7 separate regions of the Homo sapiens genome follow, and all the other regions are linked to region 7. Evidence: chromatin loops called from intact Hi-C (ENCODE). Cell type or tissue: heart left ventricle. All regions are shown on one strand.

What was found. Hi-C counts contacts between places; a loop is a spot of excess contacts. Peaks named below come from ENCODE experiments on the same cell type or tissue, not always from the same donor. Only the 100,000 strongest peaks of a DNase experiment are listed, where the experiment ranks them.
Region 1: it touches region 7 in a loop (2.1-fold over the local background); 31 of 110 quality-filtered maps call a loop at or near these places.
Region 2: a loop joins it to region 7, with 18 times the contacts of the local background. A loop is called at or near these places in 102 of 110 quality-filtered maps.
Region 3: a loop joins it to region 7, with 13 times the contacts of the local background. A loop is called at or near these places in 65 of 110 quality-filtered maps.
Region 4: it touches region 7 in a loop (5-fold over the local background); 98 of 110 quality-filtered maps call a loop at or near these places.
Region 5: a loop joins it to region 7, with 2.2 times the contacts of the local background. A loop is called at or near these places in 24 of 110 quality-filtered maps.
Region 6: a loop joins it to region 7, with 2.5 times the contacts of the local background. A loop is called at or near these places in 22 of 110 quality-filtered maps.

Annotation. Positions count from the first base shown.
Region 1 is chr1:85,076,636-85,080,635 of GRCh38, reverse strand. The region is part of intron 3 of DNAI3 (dynein axonemal intermediate chain 3); the gene reads right to left. Among named protein-coding and RNA genes, the nearest start is that of DNAI3, 16 kb to the right of the region's middle. In heart left ventricle, a CTCF peak has its summit at 1,508 (motif pointing right); no DNase peak of the experiment used is centred here.
Region 2 is chr1:85,253,402-85,257,401 of GRCh38, reverse strand. The region is part of intron 2 of C1orf52 (chromosome 1 open reading frame 52); the gene reads left to right. Among named protein-coding and RNA genes, the nearest start is that of C1orf52, 4.3 kb to the left of the region's middle. In heart left ventricle, a CTCF peak has its summit at 2,444; no DNase peak of the experiment used is centred here.
Region 3 is chr1:85,025,884-85,029,883 of GRCh38, reverse strand. It overlaps MCOLN3 (mucolipin TRP cation channel 3), which reads left to right. Exons shown (of 13, transcript NM_018298.11): 7 at 679-778; 8 at 3,600-3,712; 9 at 3,796-3,945. Among named protein-coding and RNA genes, the nearest start is that of MCOLN3, 21 kb to the left of the region's middle. RefSeq lists an enhancer at 1,976-2,285. In heart left ventricle, a CTCF peak has its summit at 1,980; no DNase peak of the experiment used is centred here.
Region 4 is chr1:85,245,486-85,249,485 of GRCh38, reverse strand. LOC105378821 (a long non-coding RNA gene) reads right to left here. Exons shown (of 3, transcript XR_947548.3): 3 at 3,363-4,000. Among named protein-coding and RNA genes, the nearest start is that of C1orf52, 12 kb to the left of the region's middle. In heart left ventricle, no CTCF peak of the experiment used is centred here; no DNase peak of the experiment used is centred here.
Region 5 is chr1:85,092,672-85,096,671 of GRCh38, reverse strand. It overlaps DNAI3 (dynein axonemal intermediate chain 3), which reads right to left. Exons shown (of 23, transcript NM_145172.5): 9 at 3,024-3,214; 10 at 2,117-2,241; 11 at 652-741. Among named protein-coding and RNA genes, the nearest start is that of DNAI3, 32 kb to the right of the region's middle. In heart left ventricle, no CTCF peak of the experiment used is centred here; no DNase peak of the experiment used is centred here.
Region 6 is chr1:85,107,174-85,111,173 of GRCh38, reverse strand. It overlaps DNAI3 (dynein axonemal intermediate chain 3), which reads right to left. Exons shown (of 23, transcript NM_145172.5): 15 at 2,997-3,141; 16 at 1,039-1,126. Among named protein-coding and RNA genes, the nearest start is that of MIR4423, 25 kb to the left of the region's middle. In heart left ventricle, a CTCF peak has its summit at 1,593; a DNase peak (open chromatin) is centred at 1,565.
Region 7 is chr1:84,943,083-84,947,082 of GRCh38, reverse strand. MCOLN2 (mucolipin TRP cation channel 2) reads left to right here. Exons shown (of 14, transcript NM_153259.4): 7 at 1-50. Among named protein-coding and RNA genes, the nearest start is that of LPAR3, 52 kb to the right of the region's middle. RefSeq lists an enhancer at 1,823-2,117. In heart left ventricle, a CTCF peak has its summit at 1,980 (motif pointing left); DNase peaks (open chromatin) are centred at 1,922 and 2,242; H3K4me3 peaks cover 948 bases; H3K27ac peaks cover 191 bases.

The sequences.
Region 1 (4,000 bases), 130 kb before region 7:
CTAAAACACCCCAACCTCACCCTCTCCCCTGCTGCTCTCTCTTACCAGGTGACTGGCTTTTTATTTCACAGAGAAAACAGGGTCTGAATAGCACAGAATCCTGCCAGGTCCTGCAGCCCTGCCCACCTGCTAATCAAAATGGGCACCACCTTTCTGCCCTTATGCACTCAGAGGACCTGCCCTCCTCAGCCACCAGCATCCATTCAACTATTCCTTTCCTTTCAGCTTTTCTTTCTTCCATGCTGCTTTCCCTCAGCATGCAGATTTGCTCAATGGTCTCTCATTTTAAAGAAACCTTCCCTTAAAGCTGGGCGCGGTGGCTGACACCTGCTCGAGGCAGGCGGATCACGAGGTCAGGAGATCGAGACCATCCTGGCTAATACAGTGAAACCCCATCTCTACTAAAAATACAAAAAATTAGCCAGGCATGGTGGCACGCGCCTGTAGTCCCAGCTACTCGGGAGGCTGAGGCAGGAGAATGGTGTTAACCTGGGAGGTGGAGGTTGCAGTGAGCAGAGATCACACCACTGCACCCCAGCCTGGACAACAGAGGGAGACTCTGTCTCAAAAAAAAAAAAAAAAAAAAAAAGAAAAAGAAAAAGAAAAGAAACTTTCCCTTGAGCCTATATAGGGATCTCTGCTCTTTAGGGCTTCTCTTTTTCACAGTCAAACTTACTGTTACTCAATTCCTCACATTTTTCAAATAGTGGCTTCTCAGTTGGTTGTATTAATAAACCCTTGGACACAGGAAAGTGGGTAGGGAATCCCTTTCCTCCCATCTGGCTGCCAGTCCCAGTATTGCTCTCAGGAGAGAGGAGAGGTTCAAGAGGCTTCCATCCCTGGTCTTCCCATCCCTTCTTTGCGCCTCAGGCCAGTCCTCAGCAGCAGCATGCCCTGGGAGGGTGGACGCTAGAGGACAAAGGAGAATTTTGCCTGCTGCCCTCCCCTCTCTCAAGCCTTCTTCCTGTTTTTTTATCCTTCATATCACTATCATCAGCCACAACAGTCTCAGCTCTGCATCTGTCCCCAGGACTCTCTCCCCAACTCCCAGGGTCCACTCCCATCTCCTCTAGCACCCACGCCCCTGGATGTCAGGCCATCCTCCCTCCAACTTCTCAATAGATGTGCCAGCAAGGGGGAAAGTGTATGTGGCCTCTCATGTTGGAATTTTGAGCTTATTTTCCAATAGAAATATTTTCCCCCACCCCAGGGGCTCTATGATACAATAATTCAGGTAATTTGGAGGTTTTAAATAACTGTATGCATAACACTGATTATATGCAGAAGCATATTTCAAACTGCAGTCAGTTGGCATAACATTGGGAATTCAAGTTGTTCATGAGTGAAGGACAAATTATACACTTTTATCTCCCTCAAAAGACTAACCATAACACCTGGCACTTATAAGATGCTCAATAAGTAACTGTTGACTTGATTCGAATCAAGTACTCCTCTGCAAACAGACTGCATTTGTAGTGTTGAATGGGTAACAAAAGTTCTGTAGTTTTGTCTGAGAAAACCACTAGGTGGGACTGTGAGACTCACACTGTGCTAGTGCCGAAAAGAAGGCAGCTGTCCCTAATAAAACAGAGGCATTCAGAAGACCAGAAAGCTTTTTATCATCCTTGACACTGGAAAGACAGCATCAAAGATTGTTTTCTATGTTATCTGCCCCTACTAAACACACACTTCGAATTCTACTGGCTTGATATTTTTCACACACAAAAAATGATCCTTTCACACTAATTGGACTTTTTCAAGGCAACTCTAATATAGGATCTAACATTCCTTTATCTAGAAGTCAGTAAAACTAGTGGACTGTTTCTGCTTCGAGTTGGCAAACAGTGATAACTGCAGATAACTGGCAGCCAACAGATCACACAAAACTGCTATAGTCCAGTACCATCATGCTCCATTGCCATGAGAACTAAACTAACCAGGGCAAGGCCTGATGCTTCTGGCCACCCCAAAGGGTCACCAGCCAAATACTGTAAAACAACTGCTATTGGGTAGGCTTTGAGGCACACACTGAGAACAGCACCATAGGCTACAGCAATGAGGCCACTGTGATCAGCAATGAGATGGGCTCCCTGGAGCCTCCAGCAGAGTGGGAGGCTGGTTGCTCCAAGGAGTGTAAAACAAGTGTTGGTGCAGAGGAGGAGGCCTTCAGGGCCTTCTGAAGCTGACTGAAGTCAGGAGTGCCAATCACAAGGACAATGTCTGCGAGGGCACTTCCATGGTGCACCTACTGCTCCAGGCACAGTTTTAAGCACTTTATGTGTATTATTAACTCATTTAGTCTTCACAACAACATTCAGAGGTGGTTACTATATTTGTCTCCATTTTTTAGCTGAGAAAACTGAGGACCACAGAGTTCAATAACATGTCCAAGGTCAGCCTCTGGAAGTTGAAAGTGGTGGTACTGGGATCAAAACCAAGATCCCTGAACTCAACTATGCTATGCTTTCTCTCTAATGAGTGGACACAGAAGATCCATGGAGAGGGTCCTGCTTCTCTACACATAGACAAGGAGGGAACAGAGATGATGTTCCATAGGATCCAGTGAATGGCAGTTATTCACCTAGCAGGAACCAAAGGCAGACTCAAGCTCTACACAATTCATGCCTCAGAATCTTACTATGTGCACACAATAGAAGGCTATGCAATATAAATCATAGGTTACACATATATTATCCTACATAATGAGCGTTGTTTAAAACAACTCTCATACATTTCAATTGTACATTCTTTTTTTTTTTTAACATTTTGGTTGCTATCTAGTTTTTTAAAAACAGCTTTGCTGAGTTATAATTGACAAACGATAAACTGCATACAATATGTACAAGTTGATAAATATATGCACATACCCCATGAAGCCATTACCACAATCAAGATAAAGTACATACCCATAAGACCCAAATGTTTCCTCCTGCCCCTGCCTTCCAATACACCTCCTTCATCCCTAAGTAACCCCAAGTAACCACTAAGCTGTTTTCTTGTCACTATAGATTAGTTTGCTTTTTTCTGGAATATTTATAAATGTACTCTTTTTGTTTATCTTCTTAGCATAACTATTTTGAGATTCATTCATATTGTTGAACGTAGCAATGGTTCATTCCATTGCTGGCAAGTATTCCATAAAAGAAAAAAATCTTTAAGATTTTAAAAAAGAAAATCTTAAGAAAGCTTTAAGATTTCTTGGGATTTTGGCTGTGGGTGTCATATCTGGGAAATCTTTGCCAACTCCAAGGTCACAAAGATTTTCTCCTGTTTTCTTCTAGAAGTTTTAGAATATTTGGTTTTACCTTTAGGTCTATGATTCCTTTTGAGTTAATTTTTGTGTATGGTGTGAGGTATGGATTGAGTTCACTTTCTTACTTACAGCTATCTAACTGTTCCAGCATCATTTGTTGAAAAGACTATCCCTTCTCCACTGAATTATCTTTGCATCTTTGATGAAAATCAATTGACCATGCACATGTGGTCTATTTTTGGACTCTATTCTCATGCATTGATCTACTTATCTGTCTTTATAGTATCTTTTTATAGTAAAAAGAGTTAACATGAACCTACTTTGTGACAGCCCTATGTAAGGAAATGTGCATGTACTACTAATTTAATTTCCACATCAGTCTTATGAGGTAGATAGTCTATCTTGCTTTTCAGATGAAGAAGCAGAGGCTCAGGAAGGTGAAGTCATCTGTGGCCACACAGTCACTAAATGACTTTAAGTCATAAGTTTATGACTTAAACCAGGTCTGCCTAATTCCAAAGCCTGTGCTATTAACCACTTCTGGCAAACAGAATAATGTCCCCCTAATATGTTCATGTCCTAATTCCTGAAACTTGTTAATATGGTTTTGCTGTGTCCCCACCCAAATCTCATCTTGAATAACTCCCATGTGTAGTGGGAGGTAATTGAATCATGGGGGCAGGTCTTTCCCGTGCTGTTCTCATGATAGTGAATAAGTCTCATGAGACCTGATGGTTTTATAAAGGG
Region 2 (4,000 bases), 310 kb before region 7:
TCTTTAGTGTTCTTTCTTATCTCTGGCTAGTAAACTAATTCATCCTTCAAAATCCAAATCAAAAGAAGAAATCTCAGGTATCACCTCTAATAATTATTTGCTCCTTTGTACCTTGTTTATGCTAATGCTGTTGATTGCCCTCATCACTTGTATGTGATTTTTTTAAAAGTCTGTCTGCTTTATGATGAGTTCCTCAAACAGCAGGATTTGAAGTGTTTGTATCGAGTACATTGTAAGTATTCAGTAATTGTTGAATTGAACTAATGTTTTGGACCATTATTTTTAAGAAAGTATGCCATTTTTGTTAAACAGATTTCTGATCTTCCCACAATACAAGGGCTACTTAGCCCGTTTTTAACAGTCATGCAGGGAGTGATGTTTTGTTTTAAGAGAAAGGAGAACTGATTGGCAGTTCTTTCTTTAATTTTGATTCTACCTAGCTTTTCCATTACTTTTGCTGACTTCTAATATGTATTAGTCACTAATGAAGGAGCATCTTCAGTAAGTAGCATCTTTTTGCAGACCTTAAATGATGTAAACATTTATAATATCTCATATTGTACAATCTTTTTGTTTTCTTTTCTTTTTTTTTTTTTTTTTTTTGAGGCGGAGTCTCGGTCAGTCGCCCAGGCTGGAGTGCAGTGGCGCCATCTCGGCTCACTGCAAGCTCCGCCTCCCGGGTTCACGCCATTCTCCCGCCTCAGCCTCCCAAGCAGCTGGGACTGCAGGTGCCTGCCATCACACCCAGCTAATTTTTTGTATTTTTAGTAGAGACGGGGTTTCACCGTGTTAGCCAGGATGGTCTGGATCTCCTGACCTCGTGATCTGCCCGCCTTGGCCTCCCAAAGTGCTGGGATTACAGGCGTGAGCCACCGTGCCCGGCCATTCCTTTTCATAATTAGTAAAAATATATTTGCTTAAATAATCTTTATTACAACACCTTGTGAAATAAGATAGAGAAATGTGGAAATGATAGCTTACATAACTTGTCCAAGGTCACAAACTAGAAAATGCCAAATTCTAAAATAGGCACTTTCACACAGTTTTCTAATTTATTACTCCGAGCAACCTGATACAGAAGTGCTACATGACTCATTATTACTGTTTTACAGATGATAAAACAATCTGAGATTAGGGACTTTACCCAAATTCATTCACGCAGCTAAAGAAGAGACAGAGTAGTAGGCATTCAAATCCAGACCTTTAAATAGAAATTATGCCTTATTAAACTGGGATTTGGTCTCCTGATGAATAGCCATTTCTCAACAGTGAGATATAGCTATTCTTCTGTAGGGCGAATGGCAGTAAAGATACTAGGGTTGATACTCAAACTAGATTTCCATAGGCTGGTGCTCTCACATCTTTGTAGTTATATGGAAAAAACCAGGATTATACACCAGGGCAAGCAAGCAAGAAAGAATTATCTTTTTCTAGCTTAGCTTTTGAGTTAAGTTAGAAGGAGTTCCAAATATGTGGCAGGTAACACTGCTATTCACATAGATAATTTCTGTCTTTTTGATCACATGATGGTCCTTTATTGGAAAACAAATACAGGCAAAATCAAATAACAGACCCATTTTTTAGAAGTGATTTTCAGATTCCTATAAAATCAATTATGTCATAATTTTTTAGCCTTTCTTTTTCATTCATAAAATATATATCAGAAACTCTACACTCTTACCCAGATTTTAGATTAGCAAGTGACTTTTTTATTTTGCTTCCCCATTCTGCCCTTTGGCCTTTTATTGCCGGTTAACGTCTTCCAGTTACTTTAGAGGAAGGGCTGGGAAAGGTTCAGAACTCATCATTGGGTCTTGCTGCTTATCAGCCCTTCGGGTTTTTTTTTTTTTTTGAGATGGAGTCTCGCTCTGTCGCCCAGGCTGGAGTGCAGTGGTGTGATCTCGGCTCACTGCAACCTCCGCCTCCCGGGTTCAAGCGATTCTCCTGCCTCAGCCTGCCAAGTAGCTGGGACTACAGGCACACGCCACCACGCCCAGCTAATTTTTGTATTTTTAGTGGAGATGGGGTTTCAGCATGTTGGCCAGGGTGGTCTCGATCTCCTGACCTCGTGATCCGCCCGCTTCAGCCTCCCAAAGTGCTGGGATTACAGGTGTGAGCCACCGCACCCTGCCACTTCTGGTTTTAGTGGTTGTAAAATGTAGGTAAGCAAAGCTTAGTTATTAGTTGTAGCTTTATTGACATGTATAATAATTAATTGTAAAAGCATAATTAATATAGTGATTTTTAGTTTACACTTTTTAGAATTTAGAAAGTTTGTCTATTGATAAGTTAAACTTACTTGAGTGATTTGAGTTCCATAATAAAAAAATTGTTTCCTTACCAGTACATCTATACTATATGAGACCGAGTAAAAAAGCTCAGTAAAATTGATAAATGAACATTGCTCAGATTTTTTCCTACTCTAGTTTATAAAGCAATGCCTTGTCATGACACTAGATGGCATAGCACTTCTGCTCAAATCACTGATAGCCAGTTACTTTTTAACTTCAGTAGTTTGTGGTTTTGTTATTCAGTTAATTTACTTGTAATAAGTGGCAAATTAAAAGCAAAAATATCTCAGTATCATCTAAATGTATGCTAATGCATAGTGAATATTATAGTAAACTTAGTACTTTCCATTTTTATATTATCACTACTGAAAATCTCAAAAGAGGAGCTTAGTGATAATTAACTCGTTAAAAAGCAAAAGGTGCCGGGTGCGGTGGCTCACGCCTGTAATCCCAGCACTTTGGGAGGCCGAGGTGGGTGGATCACGAGGTCAGGAGATAGAGACCATCCTGGTTAACACCGTGAAACCCCGTCTCTACTAAAAATACAAAAAATTAGCTGGGTGTGATGGCAGGCACCTGTAGTCCCAGCTGCTTGGGAGGCTGAGGCAGGAGAATGGCGTGAACCTGGGAGGTGGAGATTACAATGAGCTGAGATGGTGCCACTGCACTCCATCCTGGGCAACAGAGCAAGACTCCATCTCAAAAAAAAAAAAAAGCAAAACGTTTGGCTTGTTTTGGTGGTATACCATGTTATTTGGTTTGTGGAGCCAGTGTTTTTGTATGAACATGATGAACTACTGATTAAAACTTTGATTTGTAAATTCCTGGGGTGAGTTGATCTGAATTGTATTTTATTCCACTGCCTACATAAATCCATAGTGCTCTGTGAAGCATATGAATAACATCACCGTGCTGTGCTTGAAGGGGAGTGAAGATGAATGGTATTGATTGTTATCTGCATCAATAAATGAGATATTCTGATTATGGTACAGTCAGCAGAAGGGAATTGAAGGCTTAAGATTTTAATATTTCCTTCAAGGAATTTATGATTTGATGTCAGTAGTTCCTCACATTTTTTAATAATGAAGGCTCCTTTCAATATCAAGATATTTTATAGATCTCCACATGATAACCTGTTGAACTTTTTGAGTATCTGTTGATCAAGAAAATAAAGTCAAAAGCTACAATTAATTAGTAATGTGCTCAAAATAAATTTGTATTTTATAAATCATAACATCTTTTCCATGTTACTCTGTCTATATGGAGTTCTTAATACCACACATTTGCTTAGGGAGATGGAATTAGCAACTAGTCTGTGCTACCCTGTATTTTTTTTTTAACCATGTAGTTGGATTTTTTAAAATACAATAAAAGAGTTCACTTTTCCAGGTTTGACAACATTTTTATGAATTGGAAATTTTCTGTGGCTACAGATACTATTAACATTTTGGAAAGGTGTAAAGAACATTGTTTTAATGTAAGGCTCTTCTCTAACCTCCCTCCCCTCTCCAAATTCTCCATAATATGAAGTAGGAAGATATGTATTTTTCTGTTGCCATTAAAATGTTCTGGCCATCGTGGGAGTGGGGATGGGGAGGGCGGGGATGGGAATTAGAACTTACTAGAATAAAATTCCAAATAGAGGTTTGGGGAAACCTACTTGTGAGTGCTTTTTAACCTCAAAATAAGGATTTGGGGTGGGTGGAGAA
Region 3 (4,000 bases), 83 kb before region 7:
TTGATTTTCTTGCCTTGCCTTCCCTGTCCTTGCATAAGGAAGACAGTAGGAAAACTATGGAAGGTGTTCTGGCCTAGCTTTGTCCTGCTTGGCCCCTGGTGTCCTGAAGTGGTTATTCTTGAAGCAAGATGTGACTGTTGACTCCCTGTCACCAAACCCTTTATAATACATGTAGTGCCAACGTGACTAAGAAATCTAGGCCCAGAATAAAAATCAAAAAAGCTCCACTTGAAATGTCTCAAAGCAGAAATAATGAGCCTTTGTATTAGTAAGAATTATAGCAGCACTAAAAATCTACCCCTAACTGAGGTCCTGCCGGAATTTGGGAGAAAGCACAGTTGTACCAGTTCTTGCTCACATGAAGAAGGTATCTGGAGGTACTTAGAACAGAGAGCAAGAGGAAGTGCTCTTGTTATATAAGTTCTTTGGAGTGGAAATGCTGCCCTAGACATATAATGTTTTAGAGACTACAGGGTCTCTGTAGAAGATCTAGTTCATCGTTCTCATTTCACAGAGAAATGAAGAGAACTTCCCATGGTTGAACAGAATTAGCAACAGATCAGAGTTGAGAATCTGGGTCTCCTGTCCCCTTGAAAGAATTGTTTCCTAATTAATGTGTAGAGGTTTCTTGGCTCCAAAACTATAAGTATGTTTTTGACTGTTTTCCTGTCTTCACAGATAACATTTGACAACAAGGCCCATAGTGGAAGAATTAAAATAAGTTTAGATAATGACATTTCCATCAGAGAATGTAAAGACTGGCATGTATCTGGATCAAGTAAGTGATGCGCATTACTAGTTTTCAGAATGGTTATTAAATAATGTAAAATGGTTATTAAAATAGCACCCTCTGGATATCTAGAACAACAAATAGAAGATTAGACCATTTTCAAGTCCCTAAACCTCTACAAGTAGATCAACTCTGATGTTTCAGGCAATATGTGAGTCATGAATAACTGAAATGGCCTTCCTCTCCTTGTGCCCTCACTTGCCCACTCCTGACCAAGAATGTACTCACAGTCCCCCGCCACCAAAACCCTACATACATCTTCCCAGACCAACACTTACCGAGTGCATGCTGTGTACCTACTTCCACCTTAGTTTTCTTCATTTTAATATTTTTAAATGCCCTTAAGATAGGGAGAATCCTTATTTTTACAGATGAAGAAACTAAGGCTCAGAAGCCAGGGGCAAGTCAGGTAGGATGTGACCCTGCAGCATCCCACATATTATGATTGTCTTCAGTCCATTTAAAAGTGTACTGAAAGAGGAAAGGATCTACTCTTAGAAATATGGACAAAAATTCAGGTGTAGACCAAATACTGTCAAGAATTTTGGAGCTGAACTGGAGAGAATTGCCTGGAAAGAATTTATCTAATTTTCTAGTCTCTCATAAGTGACATAATGGTACATCGTACTGGACTTAATGGTCGCTAGATGAGGAGTTCTCAGATTCTAATCAGCAGAAGAATCATCCTGGGTACCTGCTATGATGCAGTTTCCCCAGCTCTATGCAAGCCAGTAGGTCTGGGGTGGGGCCTAGAAATGTGTAAATAGTCCTTACTCAGACTATACTTGGATAATCACAGTTCTAAAGTTTCTTACTAATTGATTTGCCAAGTTCAGACGTAATAATGAGATAGAGTAAATAAAATGAAATTTTGCCATGATAGTATTTTTTTCACTAATAGGTAACTTCAAATATATGAGGCTCTTGAGTCACATTTGAAACATAAGCCTGTTTTGTCATCTGTATACTTTATAATCATTCTCCACAAACACCAGAATGAGGAAAATGACAGCATACACAAGTGTCTGGCACCTAGGCATTCTCTCAAATGTTTGTTTCTTAATTTGTAAGTTTCTCTAAAGTCAATTTAGACATTTATGTAGTAATTATGCTCCTTGGCAGATACTAATGGGATGCTTCATCACAGAGCTAGTTTTAAGTACTTTCTTTTTTTTGTCAGCAGAGAGCAGTCTAACTTGTTAAATAGAGACAAGCTCTGTGGCAGTGTACAATGGCTGACACCTCTGCCCACCTCTCTCCATTGGCTCCACGCATGGTGGCCAGGACTTCGCACTTTCGATTCTCCAAAATCTCCATAAGGGTGGCTCTTTCTTATCACTCAGGTTTCAGCTAAAACCCCCTGCTCCCTCAGTGAGGCCTTCCTTTACTATGCAATATAAATCAACCTCTCTGCTTCCACATTGCCCGACACTAACCTCCCTCATATAGAGCAGTAGGTCTCAAACTTTAGCATCACCTGGAGGGCTTGCAGAAACCCAGTTTCTGATTCAGTGGGTCTGGAGTAGGACCTGAGAATGTGCATCTCTAACAAGCTCCCAAAAAATGCCAAGAACCACTGACATAGAGTGATGGACACTGGAAACAAACTGCACAGATTTTCCCCCAGCTCTTTCACTGACTAGCCCTGCAACTGTGGGGAAATCATGTGACCTCTCTGTGCTTCAGGTTTCTCGCCTGCAAAGTGGGGATAATCATGCTTACCTCATTGGAGTTGCTGTGAAGATCAAATAGGTTAACACATATAAAGTGTTTAGAGCTATGTTTGGCAAGAAATGTGCTCAATACATGTTAGCTATTGTGATTTATCTTCTTTCTATTACTTACTCCTATCTGAAAGTATTTTGTTATGTGTTTGTTTACTTCTTTGTAGTAGAATAGAAGTTCCACAGATCAAGGGCCTTGTCTATCTTGTTCACCACTGTATCCTAACATCTAGAAAAATGCCTGACACATAGTGAATGCATAATAAATATTTTATACCTAGATAAGTACATTTTAATAGAATATGCAGGGAGATGGGCCTGGGCATGGTGGCTCATGTCTGTAATCTCAGCACTTTGGGAGGCTGAGGTGAGAGGATCACTTGAGACCAGGAGTTCAAGACCAACCATGGCAACAAAGTGAAACCCTGTCTCTACAAAAAAATTAAAAATTAGCCCGGTATGGTGGCATACCTATAGTTCCAGCTACGAGGGAGGCTGAGGAAAAAAAAAAAGAATATGCAGGGAGGTAATTGTATTAAGAACAAAAGACTACAGGCTTATAATTAAAGATCTTGGAATGATAGTTGTGGTGATTTTTCTTTTTTTTTTTTTTGAGATGGAGTCTCGCTCTGTCACCCAGCCTGGAGTACAGTGGCATGATCTTGGCTCACTGCAAACTCCACCTTCCAGGTCCACGCCATTCTGCTGCCTCAGCCTCCCAAGTAGCTGGGACTACAGGCGCTCACCACCATGCCCGGCTAATTTTTTTGTATTTTTAGTAGAGACAGGGTTTCACCGCATTGGCCAGGATGGTCTTGATCTCCTGACCTTGTGATCCGCCTGCCTCGGCCTCCCAAAGTGCTGGGATTACAGGCATGAGCCACCACACCCAGCCTCAGTTGTGGTGATTTTTTAAAAGAAAGACTTTTGCCCTTCTTCAAATACTAATTGGAAGACCGTTTATCAGGGCTTCTTTGTTGTCTTACCAGAAAGAATGCTTGAATTATTTAAATGATTCTAAAAAGAAGATGTCACCATATTAATGTCCCACTACATAAGCACTATGTAATCCTCTTTGCTTTCAGTTCAGAAGAACACTCATTACATGATGATCTTTGATGCCTTTGTCATTCTGACTTGCTTGGTTTCATTAATCCTCTGCATTAGATCTGTGATTAGAGGACTTCAGCTTCAGCAGGTAGGGAACGTTGCTTTCTAGGAATGCTACTGACATTTTGATTGACAGAGACATTCACTGTGCCTCCCCTCTTTTCCCTAAAGGAGTTTGTCAATTTTTTCCTCCTCCATTATAAGAAGGAAGTTTCTGTTTCTGATCAAATGGAATTTGTCAATGGATGGTACATTATGATTATTATTAGTGACATATTGACAATCATTGGATCAATTCTAAAAATGGAAATCCAAGCTAAGGTAATTTTTTTCCTAATCATGCTATTGTTAGTGTCAGATTTGCACTAATGGTAAT
Region 4 (4,000 bases), 300 kb before region 7:
GGCATTCAGTTTTATAAGGGAAGCAGAGCTTGAAAGTTCAGAAAATTTGCAGTCTGACAATGCCATAGAAAAGAAAATCCCATTTTCTGAGAAGAAATTTAACCTGGCTGCAGAAATTTGCTTAAGTAATGAAGAGCCAAATGTTAATCCCCAAGACAACGGGGAAAATGTCTCCAGGGCAGGTTAGAGGTCTTCACAGCAGCCCCTCCCATCACAGGCCCAGAGGCCTAGGAGGAAAAAGTGGTTTTGTGGGCTGGACCCAGGATTCCTGTGCTGTGTGCAGCCTAGGGACTTGGTGCCCTGTATCCCAGCCACTCCAGCCATGGCTGAAAGGAGCCAACGTAGAGCTCAGGCCATGGCTTCGGAGCATGCAAGCCCCAAGCCTTGGCAGCTTCCATGTGGTGTTGAGCCTGCAGGTACACAGAAGTCAAGAATTGGGCTTTGGGAACCTCTGCCTAGATTTCAGAAGATGTATGGAAACAACTGGATTCCCAGGCAGAAGTTTGTTGCAGGGATGGGGACCCTCATGGAGAACCTCTGCTAGGGCAGTGCAGAAGGGAAATGTGGGGTTGAAACCCCCAGAGTCCCTGCTGTGGCACCACCTAGTGGAGCTGTAAGAAAAGGGCCACCATCCTCCAGACCCCAGAATGGTAGATCTACTTACAGCTTGCACCATGCGCCTGAAAAAGTCACTGACAGTGCCAGCCCATGAAGGCAGTGGGGATGGAGGCTGTACCCTGCAAAGCCACAGCGGCAGAGCTTCCCAAGACCATGGGAACCCACCTCTTGCATTAGCATGACCCAGATGAGAGACATGGAGTCAAAGGAGATCATTTTGGAGCTTCAAGATTTGACTGCCTTGCTGGATTTCAGACCTGCATGGGGCCTGTAGCCCCTTTGTTTTGGTCAGTTCTCCCATTTGGAATGGCTGTATTTACCCAATGCCTTTACCCCCATTGTATCTAGGAAGTAACTAACTTGCTTTTGGTTTTACAGGCTCACAGGCAGAAGGGACTTGCCTTGTCTCAGATGAGACATGGGACTGTGGACTTTTGGGTTAATGCTGAAGTGAGTTAAGACTTTGGGGGACTATTGGGAAGACATGACTGGTTTTGAAATGTGAGGACCTGAGATTTGGGAGGGGCTGGGGTGGAATGATATGGTTTGGCTGTGTCCCCACCCAAATCTCATCTTGAATTGTAACTCCCACAATTCCCAGATGTCATGGGAGGAACCCATTGGGAGGTGACTGAATTATGAGGGCAGATCTTTCCCGTGCTGTTCTCATGCTAGTGAATGGGTCTCATGAGACCTGATGATTTTAAAAATGGGAGTTGCCCTGCACAAGCTCTTTTTGCCTGCTGCCATCCAGGTAAGATGTGACTTGCTCTTTCTTGCCTTATGCCATGATTGTGAGGCTTCCCCAGCCACATGGAAGTGTATGCCCAATTCAACCTCTTTCTTTTGTAAATTGCCCAGTTTTGGGTACGTCTTTATCAGCAGCATGAAAATGGACTAATACAGACCTCATCTCTACAAAAAAATTTAAAAATTAGCCAGGCGTGGTGGTGCACGATAGTAGTCCTAGCTATTGGGAAAGGCTGAAGCAGGAGGATCACTTGAGCCCAGGAGTTAAAGGCTGCAGTGAGCTATGATGCACCACTGTACCCTGGCATGGGTGACAGAGCAAGATCCCATCTCTAAAAAAAAGAAATAAACCATATCAGGCATGAATGGCTTTTTGTACAGGGTAATTTGAGAAAATAACTAAGCATATGTGGGCCATGTTTTAAAATTTGAAGTGTAAATAGCTTCATAGAGTTTTATGGGAAACATTCTAACTGGAATCAGAAAAATATTACTGATTCAACTGCTTTGGCCAAAAAAAATTACTGAGAAAATTGGCAATGCGTTTTCACCATTAAAACACTAAGATCTGGACTCAGTTGTAAACTTGCAACTTTCTAATCTTAAAATTTAATGCTGTGTAGTGCTTTTGAATTCACAAAGTTTAGTCACATAATATTTTAGTTTCCAAAAATCCAATTAGGTAGGTTTCATCATTTTCAAATTGTGGAATGGAAAATAGGCCTAGTGAGCTGACATAGTGTACCCATGGATGTACAGTGTGTTAGCTTCAGAGAAGAGAGGGATGGAGAAACTGGTAGTGCTTAGTTGGATATAATAGCTGAGCATGAGGCTTTCTTTTATTGCTAATTATATTTTTAAATTTAAAATATGAATGGATTAATGCAGGTTTGAACATAATCTACATTTAAAATATGTCACACAAGTTAGGTACAAAGCTCTACCAGAGACATTTGAAACCTCTAAGTATTTTTACAGGTCTATATAATCCGAATAAATGCAGCAACTCAATTTGATTAAGTCAAAAACTGACTAATCTGAATTCATAACTGGACTTTAAAACATGGGTGGTATTTTGGAATTTTAGAATTTTTATCCATACTGTACTGCTTCCCTATGTCACCCCTCCATTTCATAATAGTACAGAAGTTTCACATATTCCTACAAAATCGTGTTAAAATTCCCAGCAAATGTTTTGGAATTTGCATTACATTCTAAAGTTTTCTCTCTTCATCTTCCTCCACATAGATAATTTTTCCAATTTTTTGAAGCATTGCCTTTCAATGAAAAGAGAGTGTGGGGAGATACCAAGAGGCATTTGTGTGTTCTGTCCACAGACAAGGGACTTTTTGCCTGTTTTGTTCATTGACTAGAACAATGCCTGGCACATAGTAGGCACTCAATATGACTGCTAAATGTTGCAAGTAAGCTGAATTCCTCACCCCTGGCTTAGGGTTGATTCTCATTTGTCTTGGTATAATGCTATCCCCCCATCCAGAGGCTTGTGTTTTCAGTTATATGGGCCAATATGTCTTATTAACAATGTAAACAAGTTTGAATTGGGTTTTCTGTCATTTTTCCACTAAAACCATCAATTAGTGCAAAACTGATTTACTCTTTTGGTTTCTTCCAGGGCTCCATGCTATTCTGGTTCTATTTTCTCTGGTTCCTTCTCTTCCAACTGCCCCTGGTTGCCAGTGTAGTCTACATTGTTATTCTTCTCATTCTCTACCCTTGTTCTTGAAGATTTCAACCAAGTTCATGGCTACTACAATCAGTAACACTTTGATGATCCCCTATACTGTATGGCTTGCCAGAGTGCTCTTATAAAGCCTAGATTTGTGTATCCAATTGTACATCTCCACTTGGTTCTTAAAGGTCCCTCCCATACTGTATGTCCAAACACATTGTGTCAAAGGTCACACCATGTACCACATTTTGTTTCTGATTAATGGCATCACCATAAACCCAGAAACCTGCTCTACCTCACTTCCTATCACATAGGTTTGGTCAGTAAATCCTGTGGTTTCTACTCCCTCATTCCCATGTGCCTCTATTTTTTCTCTCTCTTTTTTAAAATCTTTGCTTTTGGATGGAGGCAGCATATGTCACATGCCTCTTAATCTAGCTCTAATGAATCATTTACAATTCCCCAGATATGCTATTTAGTTTCGTGGTTCTGTGCCTTCACTCACACCATTTGCTTGACTTGGCCCTTTTTTGTCTTCCTTGTGAACTCCGTATTTTCTCCAAGAACCAGTTGAAATATTCCCTCTTTAATGCACTTTGTTTTATTTATCTCCATATCCACCTCTACATTGCTTTCCCTCATACTGGGCACAAAATGAATAGCCAACATTTATTGAATGCTTGCTATGTGCCAGGCATTTTTCTACATGCTTTACATGTATTGAGTCATTTAGTTTGATGAGGTAGGTGCTATTACTAACCCTACTTTTCAGGGGAGAGAACTGGTACAGAGAGGTTATGTAATTTGTTCAAGGCACTGGAGCTGGGAAACCCAGGCATTCTGGCTCCGGGGCCAGTACATTAAGCTGGAGGAGGGAGGAATGACTGCATTAACCATTAGATTGGCTTAGTTCTTTGTGTGTGTTTGATTCAAAGAATGTCT
Region 5 (4,000 bases), 150 kb before region 7:
ATTTAAACCTTGACCATAAAACAGCTTTATGATTGTTTTGCTTCACTAGAGAAACAGGATATTGGAGGATAGGATCTAAATTTGATATTAGATAACTTAAAAAGAAGATAAAAGCAAACGGTATTGAGATACATATATATATATATAATCTTTATATATAATCTTTATATATAATCTTTATATATATATATAATCTATCTATATATATATATACACACATATATCTGCCTATAAATTCAGTGATGTGTGTATGCTTTCTAGTGAATTTCTGTTTAAGTTCTGGATCATCCCCTAACTCCTACTCCCAAGGAAATTTCAGAAGAGGCCTTTTTTTCCAAGAGGTAGTAATGCTTGTAGCTTTTGTTCTTCCATGGAATCTTATACAATATGTGGTTCAGTCCCAGCAACACAAATAGATTTCACCCAATTCTGTTTCAGTTTTGAAGCTGGGTTACCCCGTGAACACCTCAGGAGCTGATACCGTGTGTAACACGTCTCTATACCCTGCTTCCTGGTGTGGTGTCTGGCACACAATTGGCATGCCTTCCTTCTGCTGAATTGAATCCTTAAGTCCAAGGAACTGCCAAGTCAAAACTTATTACCAAAGGTTGTCTACATTAATACATAGCTGAAAAAAATTCTGTTAAGTACCTGCCCATTGATACAGCCTCCAGCAATGATATTAGGATCACTCGGACAGAACTTGAAGCAGAAGATGTCATCTGGGCTCTCCAGCATTAACTAAAGTAAACCCAGCAAATTCATGAAAGAATGAGAAAAGAGATTAAGATCATGGCGAGAAAATAATATTAAGACAGTTAAAAGTCTAATTTTATAGCTATCTATAAGCAAGGTGCGTAGAGAGTCTATTCTCAGAGTTCTGCCTCTGGACTAAAAGCTGCTTTTGCTTAATTTTATTGTGCACATTGGCCATACGAGTGACAGTGAGTATGTTCTCAAGGGGACCCAGGTATTCCCCAACCCACCCCTCAGTGGAAACAAATTGTAGTTATTTTGGGAGCATGTTACAATGTTTATAACAAAAAGACTATGAAATTAGTGTTCCTGAAAACCATGGAAGGGAAGCTCTGTGAGGACAGGATCTGTGTCTGTTTTGTTGCTTGCTGAATACTGAGCCAGGCACTCCTGGAGTGGAGAGGAGATCTACAGGGTAGAAAGGTTAGAAAACTCTAGTGAGAGAGTGGCTCTGTTTTTGTGGCTGACAAGAAAGGGCTAGAGATCTTTCAATTTGATCTCTGGGTCTATAATCATTAAAGTATCTAGAATCTATTACAGTAAAACTACCTTAATTCAAATGAATTGGGGAAAGGAAGAAGGGGAGGCTAGGGTTTTTTAGGGAAAGTCTTAATTATGAATACTTTTTAGAAACAAAATATTATTATATTTAAAACATTGAAATAACTTAATCTAACACTATACACCACCCACCCACTAGGCAGATCTCTTATTGAGCAGACCATGAAAACTAGAACCCTGTGTAGCAAACCCAGCCTTCAGCCTCATTTTATTTGAATTGCTATGTGTTTTGGTTGGTTTGAGTGGGGTTTTTGTGTGTTTTGGCTTGGTTTTAGTTGAGCTATTTAAAATTGGGCGATTTCATACAAAATTCCAAATTTCTCAATTCTCTTGACAATGGGACCACCTGGCAACAAGAGGGCAGCCAGCCTAGAGATGGATAATGCACTCTCCAAGGCCGCAGTCCCTACCACTCCCCAGTGCTCTCCCACACATTCACCTTTATTTATTACCCAGTGATCCTTGGAATTGAGGAAACTCATGTGAAACTAAAATCTATTTGCATTTGACCAATTAGTATTCAAGTAAAGTCCATAAAAGAGTTTGTTTTAAAAATAGTTTAAACATTCCTCTTACAATCTTTGAAAAAAATAGCATGTTGATTTGTTCAATAAACAAATTGTAAACTTTAGTTTTGCTCAAATTGAATGATGACAAGTTCTGCATTGAAGAAAGCCTAACTTTATAAATGTTTACAACATTACATGATTATAAAGTACTTTGCAATAAAAACTGCTAAAGGTATACATGAAAGTAGTATTTGAAAATTTAGGCTATGTAGGCAACTCTCCCTAATTACCTGAGGATGTATAGGATCAGAGAAGCTCCAGAAAAGAATCAGTGATGGCTGCAGCAATAATTTACCAGAAAAGTGAACTCTGTCTTCAAAAGAAAGTCGCACGGCTACCGACACAGCTATTAGCCCTGATGGAAACACATGTAGAAATTAAAGTTGGCAGCAACTATACATGGAGAGATGTCTCTAGCTTTTGCTTTTCTACACAGCCACTCTTCATTTACACTTTGTCCACAGGAGAGCAAGAGTTTTCTTAGAGCTCTGCTGGCTAATGTGGTTGCCACTAGTTACATGCTACTTATTTAGCACTTGAAATCTGGCTGGTCCAAACTGACATGTACTGTTAGTATAAAATATACAGGGGACTCAGAAGATTTTGGAAGAAAAGAAAATCTTGTTTTGTTTCTTTTTTGTGAGAAAAGGGCCAGTGTAGGGTGAAAGGAGGAAGAAAGAGGACAAATACCTCTCTCTTTCCATGTTTCCATCTTTGCACATCCCTACCTACCTCCCTTGGCTGCTGAGCTCTTTAAAGGAGGCACATTTCCTCTCTTGTCTAGTAATCAGAAAGGCAGTGTTAGGAGGAAGAAATTTAGCCTTGGGAGAGCAACAGGCCCAAGCCCAACCCAGACTCTGCCTTATGCCATCTGGGTGACCTGGGCGAGTCACTTCCCTGAGTTGAGCTTGGGTCCTTTTGTTGTGAAACAGAGATAATGACAGGTGTGTATCCTACAGGGTTGTTGGGAGGACACATGACAGTGAGGGCGTGGAAAGCACATGGCAGGTACCTAGTGAGTACAGAGCAAATGGAAGGTGTCTTATTGACATTGAACTAGTTTGCAATTTTACATATGAAAGCAACAGACAATTTCAATGTTATCACAAAAGGGAATCCCCATCATTTCCATCTCACCATAGATAGTTGGATGCCATGAGACACAGGTAATCATTTTCTCCGTTGGGCTATGAAGGTCGGTAAAGGACTGGTACTCTTTCAGGTGGGTATCGGTCTTGTCCCCAAAGGTGCCTTCTTCTTCTGCGAGGTATTTCCAGTCATCAATAAATGTGTTCATGATTTCATTTTGCTGCAGGGCTATTTCAACACTAATTTGTAAAAATAAAAAAAGCAATTAAGATATTGGTTTTTAGTATCCAATAATGTGACTATCTTAGCAACTCCTCCTCCTTCATTTATACTGAACAAAAAATAATAATTCTCAATTATATTTGGTGATAATGATTAACCTCATGTGAAATAAATGACTTAAGAGAAAAAAACATCATGGTGGCATGTTACTCAGAACCTCGAGCAACTTCATGATCTGCCTCAGTTTCCAAGCCAAGGCTGTACTCTCTCCAGGCCAATGCCTGAGCATGCAGCTGCAGGGATGGCTGGGCCTGGCCAGTCCTCCTTGTGCAGCACTCCCACAGCAGGCATCTTTGCTCTGGAGCTCCTGCTGAGTAGGCTGAGAATTTGTCTGATGCTCTACCTTCCCGGTCCTGTCTCCTCCTCCTTTATTTTTCACAGTGTAATCCTCAGTAAACGTCTGCCTCTAACTTGATGTCATTTGCTTCCTGGAAAGCCCCAACTGTCACAAATGGCAGTTTTCTTAGGCATATTCTGTACTAAATGATCACTTATCCTTAACAGGATAGCCCCAATACATATGTAATTCAAAACAACAAATAAGAGATTCTGAACAAGGGAAGAATTGGAGTTTAGAAGTGTGTGTGTGTGTGTGTGTGTGTGTGTGTGTGTGTGTGTGTAGTTTTAGTTGTCACAATGCCTGGGAGGTGCTACTGTGTTTAATTCCATTACCAAACCTCCTGCAATGCATGAGACAGTCCCCAAAATGAAAAATTATCCTGCTAAAAATACTAACATTGCTC
Region 6 (4,000 bases), 160 kb before region 7:
AAGCTGGGTATTAGGTATGTGTTTTTCTTAGATATTCTATCATTTAACATTGAAAAATTCATAAATGGAAATCCTTTTGATAAGGCGAATGTTTGGGAAATATTTCAATTGCTAGTTATTCTCGAACATTTTCATTATGCATTGCTCTCCAGGTGGGATATTCATGCATACCTTTATCTTAATAGTTTTGACAGCTTATATGTGCCCCCTTCAATTATTTCAGCAAAGATGTGTGGGTTGAGTTGAGATAGATTTAAAAGTCAGTTTTCTTTCTTTATTCAGTTTTATCTTGGTGCCATATAAATATTATTTTTAAAAATTATATTCTAATTGAGAATGGTAATTTGTTTCTTGATACTTCATAACTTATTTTACTAGACTTCAGATGTGTTCCATCCTATAGCATTATTCTTTGAGCATGTAACATTCATTAAGTGGGCTTCATTTTATTTTAATGTAATGAGTTTTTGAAGACACATAAATGTGCTCAATAAATATTTTGAGAAGCTGAAATGAACTGAATCTTTTTTGTGTATAGGCAATTTTAATGCGTTGGCAATAGCTATTATTGCCATTATAAAGTTCCACATTGGAGGGTTTGATTTTCTGTATTCTTTTTACAAATTAGACTATCCTAGTGAGTAACTCACGTTAGTCATAATCAGCTACTAACACTCAAATTAGTAAATGTATTTATTTATTTATTTATTTATTTATTTATTTGAGATGGAGTCTCGCTCTGTTGCCCGGACTGGAGTACAGTGGCACGATCTCGGCTCACTGCAAGCTCTGCCTCCCGGGTTCACGCCATTCTCCTGCCTCAGCCTCCGGGATAGCTGGGACTACAGGCGCCCGCCACTAAGCCCGGCTAATTTTTTGTAGTTTTAGTAGAGACGGGGTTTCACCGTGTTAGCCAGGATGATCTCGATCTGCTGACCTCGTGATCCGCCCGCCTCAGCCTCCCGAAGTGCTGGGATTACAGGCGTGAGCCACCGCGCCCGGCCTTTTTTTTTTTTTTAAATAAGCAAAGGCAGTTACCTTGTGTTTTGCAAAGAAGATGGTCTTCATTCAGGCTTATCTTGGTTGGACAGTGGTCTAAACTTGTTTCACCCTTGGACAGCCTTACCTTTTGGGAGAACATATAGCAAAGATTATTTCCACATATCCTGAAATTATCCTTGGGTAATTTATTCTTGCCTTTCCCTTCTGCTCCCATATTGAAGGAAACCCACCTCCTTTTTTTTCTTCCTTCCCTTTCCTCCCTCAAATTTCTAGTTTCTTTCCTCCATGGAAAGCACCTAAACCACATTTCTAAACCCAGCTACAGAAAGGAGCTTGTCTGAGGACACATTTCCACATCCCAAATTCTCATGTGTCATTTTCTTTCTGAAAAATGCCTTGTATTGTATTCCATAATACATCCTTAAGAGTTTTAATATAAAATAATTACTTGTTACCCTGTTCCCTAAATCATTCAGTTAAATGAGACCCCAGAAAGTTGTGCAGGGACCTTGCATCTGCTTGGCCACCTCCAAGTCCTCTCAGGAACACATGCACTGGAGTTCCAGAAGGCCCTGGGCCTGCACTGCATCCTGGTGGCTGGAAAGAGAAACTGTCACACTTCACAGTTTTCCCTCACAGCTCCCTCAGCCCTTTCTCCTTCAGGATGTTTGTCCACATGCTATGCAATTATTCTTAGATGAGTTTGGGGTTGTTTGTTTGAACTATTCATAGCTCAGTAGATCCTACCCCCAGTCCCCCAAATTTATAATCTTCTCTTTCCAATTATTTCCCAGTTATCTCAGCAATATTCTTATTCCTCCATGTTCTCTCTTCCATTGGGAGCAAATACAAAATAATATAATTCTTGTGATATTTATAAATCAGAAGAAAAGTATTAAGTTAAACTTAAAACTAGACATTCTAAAGAAAGAGAGCCATCAAGTTTGAAGTCCATTTATATTTTCCACACATATCTTGTCCATAGCCATATTTTTCTCAAATTAAAACTGCTTTTCTTCAAGCTCTGCTATGTGAGATAAATACAAACAACTTCTCATTCAGTTAATTTTCAGTTCTGTTTGGTCATAGGTATTATCAAGCTTTCCGTGGTCTAATATCCCAAAAAACGTACAGAAGGAACAATACCAGTTCCTTCTATTGATAGGCAAAATTTTGATAGGCAGAATTTTGGCTACAGTAGGGAGGAAAATTAGCTTTTCTGGACTAACTTGAGCACCAACCAATTTTCAGGCAACTGACATGCTATTGGATAATTATTACACACACCATTTGGAAATTGTGGCTTGTTTATACATGAAATATCAATCTTGAATTCATGATGATTTTGATTTCTACCTGGATCTAAAGAGGCATCAAAATAACTTGTAAGGGGGAAGGAAAGAAGGGAGGCAAAGGTTGAAAAACCACCTATTGGGTACTATGTTCACTACCTGGGTGATGGGTTCAGCAGAAGCCCAAACCCCAAAATTATACAATATAACCATGGGACAAACCTGCACATGTACCCCCTGAATCCAAAAATAATAATTAAAAAATAATGAGAGCTTGAAGCTCTCCCAGGAACTCTGAAACTTATCATTGTTATTGGCACAGTTAGAATGACTGAAATGTTTTTCTGCTCCCTTTTTCTGTATATTGCAAACATCAGCTACATCAGCAACCATATACTTCTTCATTGTCAGCTTTCCAAAGTAAATCTGTGTAAATCATACACAGTGTATGTGTGTATTACACAGATTACACAAAGTAAATCTGTGTAAATATATACAATAACATGTATCAATTAAAAATAAAATAAAACTAAAAATCCTCCCAATCAAGGAATTTATTGGTTGAATAAACACAAATTGTACAGTCTTGTGTTAATCTGAGCTGCTCTACTTTTAGAGAGTGTGTGTATATGTATGTCTATGCATGCAAAGTAAATAGTGTATTATGCAAGCAGGATGGACTAAAAACCCCACATTACTTACCTTAGTGAGAGGTTTCCAGGAGAGATCCAGATGCAAAAAAGTAGATGGTACATCAAAAGGAATTTCAATACTTTCCTCCTTCTTTTTCTCTGTTGTTTGGGGGGTTAAAGGTTTCTGTGGTCTAATATCCCAAAAACATATTGTGCTAAAAAAAATTTATATATATTTTTTATTAAGTACAAACAAGAGGTGCAGCCTCAGGACTACCATTAATGCTGCTACATATTAGCATTGTGACCATGGCTATATTTTAATGTATCTGAAACTAAGATTTTTATGAAACAAGACAGCTTTGTACTTTATATTTTAGAGAATTAAACTGTTTATTGAGTTAACAGCCTCCCTCATCTTGGGACTAATAACATATGAGAATTGAGTTTGATGCAATCTTTTAAAAATGTAAGTTTTATTTAGATATAAATCATATACTACAACATTCATCCAATTAAAGTGTATAACTCAATGGTTTTCAATATAGTCACAGAGTTGGGAAGCCATCACCACAATCAATTTTAGAAGATTTTCATCACACTCTCCCACCTCACCAAAAAACCTCATGCAGATTAGCAGTTGCTTCCTATTAGCAGTTTTTCCCAAGCCATCCCACCAGCCCTAGACAACTACTGATCTGCTTCTTAGCTCTATAGATTTTACTATGCTGGACATTTAATAAAATGAATCATATATGGTCTTTTGTAACTGCCATTTTTCTCTTAGCATGTTTTTAAGGCTCATTTGTGTTGTGGCTGGCACGTATCAGGACTTCGTTACTCCTTACTGATGAATATTCCATTGTGTGGGTATACTACATTTTATGTATCCACTCATCAGTACATTTGATAAATAAATTTGAATTCTGCACCTCCCCACCACAGCTTTTTCACTATTATAAATGCTGCCAGTGAACATTTGTATATGTTTGCATTTCTCTTGGGTGTATCTAGGACTGGAATTGCTGGGTTAAATGGTAACTCTGTGTTTAATCTTTTGAGGAACTGCCAGAT
Region 7 (4,000 bases):
CAGTGATGCCAAAATTGAAGAATGTAAAGACTTGAACATATTTGGATCTAGTAAGTATGCTATATACTTGCCCATGGGAATTATAGATGATTTTTAACACTTTATTTTGTGGCTTGGGGTATTTAAATGGTTTGTTTGCATGATAATAGGAAGAAAACCGCCTCGAGCATTAGATCCTGTAAAGAATATCCCAAAGCCTTGTATTTTTGTTTAATTCAGCAAATGTTTATTATATGCCTCTTAGAAGAGGTAGCATGACTCAGTGGTTAGGAGCTTAGCTCTGGAGCCAGATTGCCTGGGTTTCGGTCCCAGTTCTGTTTACTGTGCCTGTGATCTTGTACAAGTTACTTAACCTGTCTGTCTCAGTATCTTTCTATGTAAAATGAGAGTAATAGTATAGGTTGAACATCCCAAATCGGAAAAATCTGAAATCAAAATGCTCTAAAATTTGAAACATTTGAGCACTGACATGACCAAAGCTCAAAGGAAATGCTTATTGGAGCATTTTGGATTCTGAATTTTTGGATTTCGGATGCTCAACCTGTAAGTATAATGCAAGTATTCCAAAATCAAAAGAAATCTGAAATACTTTTGGTCCCAAATCATTCTGGATAGGGCATACTCAGCCTAAACTTACCTTCCAGGATATTGAATATTAAATGAATTAGTATATAAAGCAAAGCACTGAACACAAGAGTTGGCACATATTAATTGCTAGGCATTATGGGAAAAGGAAGAAAATGCCTTAGTGAGAGAGACTGACGTGCTTATAAAATCTGTGATGTGTTATGGAGAGAAATAAGGGTATACATACAAAAAGTATGAGGAGAAAAAAAGCAAAGGTAATAAGTTTGAGTGGGGCAGAGTAGGAAAAGAAATGATTCTTGGAGAAGGTATGCTTTGATCTGAGCCTTGGACAGTGGGGAAGGATCAGGGCCTTCAGAGCCCAGACAGCAACCGCTGCAAATGCTGAGTCATTTACTCAGTCATTGCTCAAAAAACATCTCTTAATCCACATGTTTAAAATGGGCTACTGCTGAGCACAGTGGCTCACACCTGTAATCCCAGCACTTTGGGAGGCCTACGCGGGTGGATCACTTGATGTCAGGAGTTCAAGATCAGCCTGGTCAACATGACAAAACCGCGTCTCTACTAAAAACACAAAAATTAGCCGGGCATGGTGGCACATGCACCTGTAATCCCAGCTACTTGGGAGGCTGAGGCAGGAGAATTGCTTGAACCTGAGAGGCAGAGGCTGCAGTGAACCGAGATCATGCCACTGCACTCCAGCCTGGGCAACAGAGTGAGACTTTGTCTCAAAAATAAGTAAAATAAATAAAAAAATTAAAATAAAATAAAATATCATGGGCTACCTATGGAACCTGTTCTGTTTGCTCAGTAAAGAATTAGGATGATGTTAATGATGGATGCTCAGTGTTTTTTATTTTGCAGATTTTGTTTAAATGACTTTCCTTTTGACCAGGTTATCAGAATGAAATAAAATGTAAAATACCTGTGGCTTCTGTTTTATATTTGTTTTAAAGTATATTTGATTTGTGGCCTGCTGCTTTTCAGATGTATAATATGTCCTGACGATTGAAGTTTTGGTTTCAATAATTTCACTGACTGACTTAAGCCACCGATTATAGTTTCAGTTTCTGTTAAAAAGTGGTTACTATTCCCCAGCATACACCACTCTCTTACAGATACGCAGAGATCAGGGGCATATTTTCTAAGTCCAAGTATAGGTTGCCAATTTTCTGTGAAAAGAAACTAACCTTTGTCAAATATGTGATTTGGAATATCATTATAAAGATCAAAATGATGGAAATTTCCAAGCTAGTCAGTCAAATGCATTTCCAGAACAGTGAGTTTTTCCTTCCGCCTGCTGCCCTCCTTGCAACGTTAGGGGTTTTCCTTGCTTGTGCTCAGAAGAGAGTATCTCTAGCCCCCTCCTGTGGCCAATGAGGAGAAACACAAGCCTCCTAGACCACTGGGTAAAAGCTCTTTTAAGATTTACATATTCTCCTAGAGCTGTGTCTTAAGAAACCAGGTTCTATCACTAGGAGAATGTGAATTTAAAATAAGATGATGTGATGTGAAAGCCTTAAAAAACTTATGTTTGGAAACCATCTTAGGAAATGGACTTTTTCCCCTATATGAAGCTGTCTGGTGGATTGAGATTGCCTTGGCTTTGGGGGAAGTGGGCAAGGACAAGGGCGACATCTGGTGGGACACTTACACTATTTCTAACAGTTCAGAGGCTCATTCACACCCACACGCTTACCCCCAGGCTCCTCTCTCCTTTGTCATTACCCATATTGAAGCAAATGCAGGTGAATGTCCATTTTCACATACAAACCTCATGCTGCCTTTTGTGACTCCGAAGTCCCCTCTCTAAATGTGCCATGTCTTCATTTAACTTGGTTTCATAAATATAGGAATTTGGAGATGAGGGGCTTGGGGAGGAATTGGGGGACTCCTTCTTGGCGGGATTCCCCAGTGATGGGTGATATAGATGTTTTTTTTCTTTCTTTCTTTCTTTCTTTTTGAGACAGAGTCTCGCTCTGTCTCCCAGGCTGGAGTGCAGTGGCACGATCTTGCTCACTGCAACCTCCACCTCCTGGGTTCAAGCAATTCTTCTGCCTTAGCCTCTCAAGTAGCTGGGACTACAAGCACACCCCACCACGCCCGACTATTTTTTGTATTTTTAGTAGAGACAGAGTTTCATCATATTGGCCAGGCTGGTCTTGAACTCCTGACCTCATGATCTGCCCGCCTCGGCCTCCCAAAGTGCTGGGATTACAGGCGTGAGCCACCGCGCCTGGCCAAGATGTTCATAAAATACATATTTTTAGCATACCATAGAACTAGTCTTCTCAGTAATTCAAAGAAAAACAGAATCCTATACTGGATTCTGTTAGGAGGACTGGTTTCTGTTTCTAAGCCTGCTTGTTTTCCCATCTGTAAACAAGGTCCAATGCAAACTGTCTTAGAGATTTGTGTTCTAGTTTTATGTCAGAAAGGAAGGTACTAGATGCTGTCCTTGCATTTCATAAGATTTTCAGTCTTATCTTCCCAAGAGCTGCCTCTGTTTCCTCTGCCCCATTCCATGGATCCAAGGGGAAAAAAAATCTTGCATTATGATAGAGCTAAGTTGTTTTCTTACCTACCCATTAGATGATACCTCAAGATAACTTTCTTGAGTGTAAATGGCTAAGGGTAAATGTAAGTGCTAGGCACTGGGCACTACTGTAACAAGCACTTCACACAGACTGTTCCACCTGATTCTCATGGCAGCCTCAGGAACCAGTACGCTTGCCCTCCCCATTTTGTAGGTGGGACATCTGAAGCTTAGTAAGATGAAATCATTTGCTCAGAGAGTTGCATTTACCAGCTGGCTGTCTCTGCTCGCCACCCATTGTAGGAGCTGCTTTGCCCTCAGACACTCATGCCAGTGTCACCCACATCTTTGCATTACTAAGTCCATAGACACTCTGGCATTTCTCTTCAATGCTGTCTCTGCAGAGGTGTTGCTGTGGAAGACTCTGACCGCAGTCTGTTCTCTGAGGGTCGCCTGTCCCTGGTTCTGTTTGCTTCTCCTCTGGCCTTTCTGCTCCATCCCATTCCTGAGCTCATCTCCTTTTCTAATTCTCAAACATTGCTCCCCATCCCCGACGCTGTCCTTCCCAGTGGTCTCTCTGAGGGGCCGTCACTCCCATGGCTTTAACTGCCACTGAATAGTCTTCTCTTGTCATGAATATCCAGAGTAAACTCAGTTTGCCCAAGACAGGGAACCAGGAATCATTCTTGGTTGTCCTTCTTCCTTATTCCCCAAGTCCAGTTAGAGACCAGGCCATGACTCTCTCCATCTCTTACGATTCTGTGCCCTCTTTCACTCTGCCGCAACTTAGCTCAGACCAACATAAGTTCTAACTTAGATTATTCAGTGGTCTTATGTTCTGCTTGATTCTCTTCATTAATTTGAAAGTATACTGAA